2 separate regions of the Homo sapiens genome follow, and region 2 is linked to region 1. Evidence: chromatin contacts called from ENCODE Hi-C or POLR2A ChIA-PET data. All regions are on one chromosome and are shown on one strand. The core of a region is the stretch at or near the end of the contact, and the rest is flanking DNA. Distances in the headings are between cores, read along the strand shown.

The links. Hi-C counts contacts between places; a loop is a spot of excess contacts on that map. ChIA-PET counts read pairs that join two places held with the same protein, here RNA polymerase II (POLR2A). Pooled maps may share reads with other maps.
Region 2: a pooled map shows a loop between it and region 1 (14-fold over the local background). The contact joins two enhancer-like sites. A Hi-C loop is called at or near these places in 7 of 50 pooled maps. POLR2A ChIA-PET finds 5 or more read pairs at or near these places in 2 of 52 experiments (activated CD4-positive, alpha-beta T cell and activated T-cell).

Annotation. Positions count from the first base shown.
Region 1 is chr12:89,491,382-89,496,080 of GRCh38, forward strand. POC1B-DUSP6 (POC1B-DUSP6 readthrough) reads right to left here. Exons shown (of 11, transcript NR_189589.1): 4 at 555-734. POC1B (POC1 centriolar protein B) reads right to left here. Exons shown (of 12, transcript NM_172240.3): 4 at 555-734. Among named protein-coding and RNA genes, the nearest start is that of GALNT4, 31 kb to the right of the region's middle. Within about 2 kb of position 2,415, at least 4 of the 41 ENCODE cell types and tissues checked have a DNase peak (open chromatin) inside an H3K27ac peak, as active enhancers do.
Region 2 is chr12:89,224,034-89,228,732 of GRCh38, forward strand. All of the region lies in intron 1 of LOC105378255 (a long non-coding RNA gene), which reads left to right. Among named protein-coding and RNA genes, the nearest start is that of DUSP6, 130 kb to the right of the region's middle. Within about 2 kb of position 2,003, at least 5 of the 41 ENCODE cell types and tissues checked have a DNase peak (open chromatin) inside an H3K27ac peak, as active enhancers do.

The sequences.
Region 1 (4,699 bases), core at 1,165-3,664:
GGGAGGCCAAGGCAGGTGGATCACTTGAGCTGAGGAGTTTGAGACCAGCTTGGGCAACATGGTGAAACCCTGTCTCTACTAAAAATACAAAAAATTATCCAGGCATGGTGGTGCATGCCTGTAGTCCCAGCTACTCAGAGTCTGAGGTAGGAGAATCACCTGAACCCAGGAAGTCAAGGTTGCAATGAGCAGTAATGGCAGCACTGCACTCCAGCCTGGGTAACAAGAGTGAGACCGTGTCTCAAAAAAAAAAAAAAGAAAAAAAAAAAAGAAAAAAAAATTACGCGCCCCCTTCTAACCCAGCTCTTTCTCCATAGTGCTTACTGCCATCTGACCTGCTCCATTTTCCTACTTGTTTGTCTGTCTCTCTGGAATGTAAGAACAAGGATTTTCACTATTTTGTTTACTACCGTTCCCGCACAAAGCAGTCACACAACAAATATCTGTTGAATGAATGAATGAATATGTCCTCAAACCCTTTTTCTGGAAGTTGGGGGCAAACATGAAGCAGAAAAAATATGTGGACATCTTAATATGAAATTTTTTGCACTTACTTGGCACAGCGTACCCAGTGTGTATGTCGATACAAGGAATACAGGAAGCGCTGGCGATACATGCTCCATACTTTTATGGATTTGTCTTCAGAAGCTGTAGCTAGAAACTGGCCATCAGCTGAAAAGTCTACACTTCGAACTGGAGCTGTATGAGCTTTAAATTCTGAGAATTTTCCTCTCCTGGAAATAAACAGTTTAATATTTATAACTCATTTGATTTAATTATAGTTAATACTTAATCACAATACAGACTTTGAAACATATAAAATAGTTTAAATAAAATGGTTTAACTCTTGTAAAACCTAACAAAAGTATGAAAGGGCTATGTTGTACTGTACTCTTCGTCAACACTGAAATTTCCATGAAATTTCAGGTGTTGAGAACTAAAGGGTAGAAAAGAAGAGAATAGAAAAACAAAAGATGGGGAAAATAATGTGAGGCATTTGAGAAGTAGAAAACCTTAAAATGGGAGAAGGCTAGATAGTGTTGGAGTTACAAGGTGATATGTGATAAACGCTACTTTGTGTCAGTGTTCCCAAGTTGCCAAGGCATTTTCACCTTACATTGTATCTAGGACTCAGCAATTTTCCCATTTAGAAAATCATATTGATACTCAAGATAACCTATGGGGAAAATTGTCATAAATGCTTGAAAAACATCAGGCAACAGAATTTAGTTGGCCACAATATATGTGTCTCAGATGTTCAAATGTTCACACTGATCTCCCATACACCTGCACCTCATCCTGTATTTTGCTACCTTGGCTGGTCAGCGTGACATCCGCCTGTGTCCAAGCCAGAAGCCTGGAAGTCACACTCAACTCCTGCTTCCTCTCCCACATCCAGTAAGTTAGCAAACCATATCATCCTCACTTCCTAAATATCTTCTGAATCCTCCTCTTCTATGTTGGCTCTGCTTGCCTTAAGGTAAATATATCCTCAACATCCTTCACCTAGGTTACTGCAAAAGCCTCTTAACTGGTCTCTCTGCTCTAATCTTTTGTCCCCTGCCAGTCACCTACATATTGTGCTTATTACCTTGCTAAGAGCGTAACTCCAAGCATGTAAATCCCAGCGTAAATGTGTCACTGGCTCTTCTCCAAAAGAAAGCACAATGCCCAAGTACTTTGGTGAGGTATCCTGCCACTCACACTGAACTTTGTACTCGGAACAGTCACAGCCCTTCAAACACACCCCTGCCTTTGCACTTACTGCTTTCTCAGGCTGGACTATTTTCCCCATCCCCAGACCCCCTTGGCCAAGCCAGACAGGCTTAATGGCTCCCTATTTGCTACAACGATTTTGCTTACTACATTATACAGTGACTTTCTAAAGAACGATTTGTCTCCTCTTAAGCAGCACATTTTTGAAGCACAGGAATGATGATTTATTCATCTCTATAAGACTAGCATCTAGCAATATGTCAAGCACATAAAAAGAACTCAATACACGTTGAATTCCACTTGGAACAGTCAATAAAGGCTCGTAGATCCAACCTGGCTTACCCTTCCAGTGGTCTGTAGGGAGGAAAGGTAACTTTATCATAAATTTCCATCACCTGACATATGATATTACTCAGGAAAAACTGAAATACATATTAAACAAAAATTAGGAGGGAGCATCCAGGGACTAGCTCAGTGAAGTTTCAAGGGTAAATTTCATGAGTGGAAATCAGGAGTATAGTTTGGCCTGAATTCAAGTACAATGCCTAGAGAAAACAAAGAAAAGAAAAGGCATCTGCAATGACCAGGAAGCTAAGAGACAGACCATCAGTATCATCAAAATCTGCCCTGATTTTTAGTTCTGCACTCCACACTCCAGCAGGCTGTTCTGTTTGCCTCCTTTCTAAAAGGCTGTCCTCTCAGCCGTAGGCTAAACCAAGCACTGGATCCAGTCTCAACAGGAAACACAGAAGAAACCAAGATAGGAGTGCCTTATGTTTATTGTGCTGGTGCCTAACTGGTTTCTAGTTCCTCATCTTAACTTAATATAGGCTCTCTCCTTCCTACATATTTACTTGCCCTTTCAGCTAAATTCTCTTGACTGCCCACTGTGACCAACTCTGAGCCAGACTTGCTTTCAGGCTTGCTCCTACCTATTCTTTTCTTATTTATTTATTTTTTTGAGACGTGTTATCTTTCTGTCACAGATGCTAGAATACAGTGGTGCAATCGCTACTCACTGCAGCTCAAACTCCTGCGCTCAAGAGCTCCTCCCTCCTCAGCCTCCTGAGGAGCTAGGACTATAGGTGTGCATCACCATGCCCAGCTAATTTTATTTTTTTATTTTTATTTTTTATAGAGACAGGGTCTCGCTATGTTGCCCATGCTGGTCTTGAACTCTTGGCCTCAAGTGATCCTCCTGCCTCAGCCTCCCAAAGTGCTGGAATTACAGGTGCGAGTCATGCCCCCAGCCTCTCCCTATTCTTTCTTAGCCTTCTGGTCACCAGCTGTGGTGTCTATCTGCAAATATGGCTGCCAATACTCATCTCATCCCTGTACATGCATGTCTCTCCGCTTCACAAAAGGTGAAGTCTGTTTATTTCCCCTCCCTTTGAGGGGAGGTGTTGTGACTTTTGAGGGGAGGTGTTGTGAGAGGAGGTGTTGTGACTCATCTCATCCCTGTACACGCATGTCTCTCTGCTTCAAAGGAGGTGGAGTCTGTTTATTTCTCCTCCCTTTGGGCTGGTGTTGTGACTTTACTCTGAGGAACAGAACGTGGCAGAAGTGACACTGCAAGTTTTGGGCCTAGTTCTTAATTGGTCTAGCAGCTTCTGCTTTGATTCTCCTGGAACCCAGCTGTCATGCTGTGAGAAAACTACAGGTTATCCTGCTGGAGAGACGGCACATGGAGAACCAAGACGCCATTGCCACAACCCGCACCAAGGCCCCAGGCATACGAATGAGGAACAGAGCCCATCTTTCCTCTGCATGTGTAATCTCAGCCTGCACCATATAAGCAAAAGAACTGTGAAGCTGCATGAGTAATCTCAGCCTGCACCATATAAGCAAAACAACCATCCAGACAACCCACAAAATGTGACAAATCATTGTTTCTGTAGTAAGTACTAAGGTTTTGTGACTGTCATACAGCAATAGATAACTGACACATCATCTTCCTTCCCGTTGCCACGATCCACCATTATTGCTCTGTCCCTACTAAGACATGATTTAGAAAGAGAAACTAGGGACACCTACACAAGCCTAATCATTGTATTTAGATGAGTTATGACAAATTAATGACTCAGTGAGCTTTTAGCTCATCTACCCTTATACAATTTGTTCACTGAGATTTCCTTGAATTAGTAAAGGGAGACTGAAGTTATGCTGTGCAGAAGATAGTAAAAAAGCTAGTTCTAAATTCCCAAAGTTAAGGGTTTTGGAACATGCTTCTCCTCTTGGACCCCAAACTAGTTACTTCTCCCTTAAAATTCCCTGCTACATTGCCATCCATTATAACATGTCACTTCTCTTCAATAGTTTTCACTACCATTGGAATATATTCAGATTTCTCAGCATAGAGTTCCCCTTGGGTGGTGGCAGAAAAAAAGCACCCACTGGCATGGGAATGCCCATGAGCTTTTCTTCATTTGGGAGTGCCTGGGCCTGAATAGTCACAGACTACAAGTCAAATCCTGCCACAACAGGGTCAAGGAAATACTCAAATTCTTATCTTCTAAAGCAGTGGTCCCCAGTCTTTTTGGCACCAGAGACCAGTTCCATGGAAGACCATTTTTCCATGGGACCAGGGAGTCAGGGGGAAGGATGGATGATTTTGGGATGATTCAAGTGCATTATTACATTTATTGTGTACTTTATTCGTATTATTATTATTATTATTATTGAGAAGGAGTTTTGTTCTTTTCCACCCAGGATGGAGTACAATGGCATGATCTCGGCTCACTGCAACCTCCACCTCCCAGGTTCAAGCAATTCTCTTGCCTCAGCCTCCCGAGTAGCTGGGATTACAGGTGCGTGACACCACGCCTGGCTAACTTTGTATTTTTAGTAGAGACAGGGTTTCACCATGTTGGCCAGGCTGGTTTCAAATTCCTGACCTCAGGTGATCTGCCTGCCTTGGCCTCCCAAAGTGCTGTGATTACAGGCGTGAGCCACTGTGCCCAGCCCTATTTCTATTATTATTACA
Region 2 (4,699 bases), core at 753-3,252, 270 kb before region 1:
CAAAAGAAATCAGCCAAATTATTTTTCTTTCATTTTTTTTATCTCATCATGAAATGAACATTCAATGCTATATATTCCCTCCCACTAATAAGGCTAAAATTTAACCAGAAAGATGTAATCATACTTTTCATTTAATAATGTACTTTATGGATATTTCAGACTCAACCTCGACTAAAATTTCTTCTTTTGTATCTTTGTGATGGTTAATTTTATGTGTCAGCTTAACAAGGCTAAAGGATACTCAGAGAGCAGGTAAAACATTATTTCAGGGTGTGTCTGGGAAAGTGTTTCCAGAAGAGATGAGCATTTGAATCAGTAGGCTGAGAAAGGATGCCTTCACCAATGCAGATGAACACCAGCTAGTCCTTTGAGGGCCCTTTTAAGAAGAAAAAAGGCTGAGGAAGGATGAATTCACCTCTTGGCTTAAGCTGGAACTTCCATCTTCTTCTGCCCTCAGACACCAGTACTTCAGGTTCTCAGGCCTTCAGACTTGGACAGAGACTTACATTATTGCCCTCCCTGCCCCCACCACATTCTCAGGCCTTTGGAATCAGTCTGAGACTTACACATTTGGCTCTCCTGGTTCTCAGGCCTTTGGAGTTGGACTAAATTACACCGCTGGCTTTCCTGGCTCTCCACCTGGCAGATGGTATATCATGGAACTTCTAGGCCTCCATAATCACATAAGCCACATTCTATCAAAAATTCTTTTGTTCTGTTTCTCCAGAGAACTGTGATTAATACAAACATATAGTCCTTTTTCTGTGTAGTAATAGGTATGTATTCTTTCATCTGCCCAGCACCCTTCCCTTTTCTGGCACAGACCCACCCATTCCTATTTCCATCTTCCCTCACGCCACTACATGGTTCCCATGAGAACTGCCAATCACAAGAGCCCATCCACTGTGCAGAGAGGCTGCGTGTGACCTGAGCTGGACCTTCCTGAGTATCTGCAAATTGGGACTTACAAAAACGGGACAATCCTTCTCTGATATCAAGGCTTAGGATCTGAGTCTGAGAAGGAGGTAACCTTGTGGAGGAGGTCTGTAGGAAAACATGTCGAAAAGAAGTGAAAGTTAAAAGAGAGAGAGACTGGAAGGCATGTAAGTCTCTGTTTCCAGTGATCCTGCAGACCCAGTTCTCTCCTTTGCTCTTCCCTTTTGCCTGCACTAAAAGGAGACATTTGAGGTTGCATTTCTGTTACTTGTATGAAAAGGGTCCTATTTAATATAGATTCTCTCATTATTCCTTTCATTAAGGTTAGACTACGAAGAGGAAATCCCAGCCTAATTCATTTTTCATTTGATTAGCATATCTGGACCAAAAAAAAAGTTTAGTTCTAAGAAAATCTGAACCATTGGCCAATTGGTAGTAAGAGCTTCCATCACATCAGAGCTTCCATCCAGGCAGATCTTCACATGCAAAAGCTCTCCTTTGCTCTTCTGGCTCCTGAATATAGATGAGCTCACCAACGTGACCTCACTTCAGAGAGCACTCAGATGAAAGGAAGTGTGATGTCGGTGAGTCAAGGGCAGAGGCGAGACACCCGCCTCTCAACTCAAGTTTCCAGGCAGAGAAAACCAAAGAGGGGGGCCAGGTGCAGTGGCTTACGCCAGTAATCACAGCACTTTGGGAGGCTGAGGTGGGAGGATCACTTGAGCCCAAGTAGTTTGAAACCAGCCTAGGCAACATAGTGAGACCCCATCTCTACCAAAAAAAAAAAAAACTGGGACAAGATTCTAAAACCAGCTCACACTTCAGGCTGGTAACTCATGCTTTTGCTGCCTGTGGAAGTTCAGCCTTGAGGCCCTGAAGCTGACTCCACAAACAGCTCAGCTGCTCCCCTACAGTGCTCATTGCTTTATGCTGCAATAACAGCCACTCCTTTCTCTGGTTTGGGTCCAACAAACAATCCTTCCCTTCTCCTCTAATACCAACCTCTCTGTAGTGAGCTCATGTCCTCCCTCTCTCTTCCTCTCCCTCTGACTCATGGTGCTCAAAGCTTTAAGAAATAAAAACCTGTTGGACCAGCCAGACTGGAATCATCAACTTCAAATGGGCCAGCCCTTCCGTGAAAGGGAATCTCACTTTCATTGTTAGCACCAAGGCTCTGAATTACTTAACCTGGTCATGAAAAGCCCCAAACCCAATTCTTTCTTTCACCAGTTAAAAACAATAGTTGTTATATGTCTTTAAAAGGAAAAGAAAATACACCTTTAGTAAAACAAAATTACCCTGGTATTTCCACATCTCAAAAGCGACGTCATTCATGTAGTTTTAAAACTAAGCAATGAAGTGATTCCTTCTTCCCTGTAGTGTTTTTAAACATAGTTTTGTTTTGTTTTTTGGCTTTGGCTATGAAACAAAATATTTTAAGGGAGCCAAATTCAGAAATATAAGAGCCGTCAGCAGAAGGGATTTAAACACAATCATCTTGAAACTTGAAGCACCAAGCATAAAACCTGTATATTTTATTTTTTCAATAAATATTTACAGAATTTATCATAAAGTGGTTTTCCAGTGGAGAAATAAGGATGAGAAATAAAAATGTGTTACCAAATATTTGTGGTATAAAGGAGTCACTGTTGTCCAAACCAAAAAACAATTCGCTAGATCTCTAATCTCTCAGAATTTTTAAATAAAAACCCGGATTTTTAATCACTTTGCTGAAAAATAAAATCTTTATCTTAGGTATCAGGGCAAATAAAAGCATTTTGGGGGGTGGGGGGGGCTGTCTCTGTCCTCTGTAAGCAGGACCTTTAAAATTGAGTTGATATGTTATTACCTCGCTCTCCCAGACCAAAGATGATTTCATCAAACAATTCTTGACAGACTCAGGTGAAGTTTATTTTGCTTCTGACCCAGTGGTGATGTTCCTGTGAGATCTTGGTACATATAGTTCTTATGATAAATATCTTTAGATTTGTGCAGGAGAGCAGAAGAAAAGAATTTGTTGAGGCAAAATTCCTTGATTTGAATTTGAACCTGCACTCATCATTAGGCAGTCTATAAAACAAGGTGCAATCAAATAAATTGAGCATAGCAATATTTTTTCAGCATTATTGTCCTAACTGGCCAGCGAGCTTTGTGGATGGTTTTAAGTGGTTTGGCTGGTCTTTTCTGTAGAGTAGTTATCCATGAAGAGATGATTAGCTTTCAATTACATGTAATGAATGCTCACTTGGGTTTCTTTGCACAACCCCCTTTTCTTCCCCTATATTCAACCTCTGGGATAATGAACTCTCTATAAACTATCCCAGTACTCAACTAAAAAAAATCATGACAAGGAAATACAATCATATGGCTAGCTCTGTTGGTATTTGGTGAGTTCTTGGGAAAATCATTTTCGCTAAATATTATTGAAAATGCCCTGGCATAAAGCTTGTAATTGGATTGTTTGTAACTCAAAGGACAAATGCTTGAAGAGATGGATACCCCATTCCCCATAATGTGGTTATTTTACATTGCATGCCTATATCAAAACATCTTATGTACCCCATAAACATATATACCTACTATGTACCCATAAAAATTTTTAAAAATTGAAAAAAAAATTAAAGAACAAAAAACATCAGACAATTTAAAAAGAAAAATTTTTAAAAAAAGAAAAGAAAAGAAAATTCCCTGGCAAATTCCAGCCAAAGAAAGATCTAGAAAAAGCTATGGTTTACTACATATTTAAGCTCCTAAATAAAGATGTAGAAATGTAACCCCAGCCTACTGAGGGTTAGGTCTTCCTGTATTTTGAAATGAGAGAGGCCAGGCATGGTGGCTGTAATCTCAACACTTTGGGAGGCCGAGGCAGGAGGATCTTTTGAGCCCAGGAGTCCAAGACCATCCTGCACAACATGATGAGACCTCATCTCTACAAAAAATATTTTTAAAACTTAGCTGGGCGTGTCAGCACATGCCTGTGGTCCCAGACACTCAGAGGCTGAGGTGGGAGAATTGCTTGAGCCCAGGAAGTCAAGGTTGCAGTGAGCAGTGTTCACACCACTGCACTCCAGCCTAGGTGACAGAGCAAGACCTTGTCTCTAAAGACAAATAAATCAATGAAAGAGAGGCAGTGAGTTCTTTAATCATCTTTACATTTTACTTTAAAATTCACTGGCATGGTCCTTCCTGAGATTGATTCACTTCTGATAATGCTTCTTGTAAAGAAAAGCCAAGTAAAATCAAAATTGAGAATAAGATATATTAATGAACTGAAGTAAGTTTGCACAGCTACACAATGACAGAGAAGGGATTTTTAAACCCAAGTCTTTCTGATCCCAGAACCTACATGTGATTTTGCTACTTTGCCTCTTATGAGATAATGTGGATCTGATGCATACACAAGATCTCCAAATGTTTTTTAGCCCCTTTGATTTCTTTTTAAGGATAGTGAGCATTTGCATAGGCACTGCTGAGTGTTTTTGTCAAGGACATAGTACAATCCATTAAGAGAATCCAAGCAAATGAATTTCCAATCTGTCTTCGGTCATTCAGTTCTCTATTCTCCCTATCAATCTAAAGCAGCAAAATCTGATCATTCTTTCTATTCGCCTCTGGAATGTGTTTTTTGTATTTTGAAAATGAGTGCTTCTCATGTTCCAGTAATTCACACCAACTCAAATGTTTTAAACGAAGCCAGACTGTGAAGGAATTTGAGAGGAAGTAGAAAACTGCCAATGATTGCTCCCAACTCATCCCTGCTCAC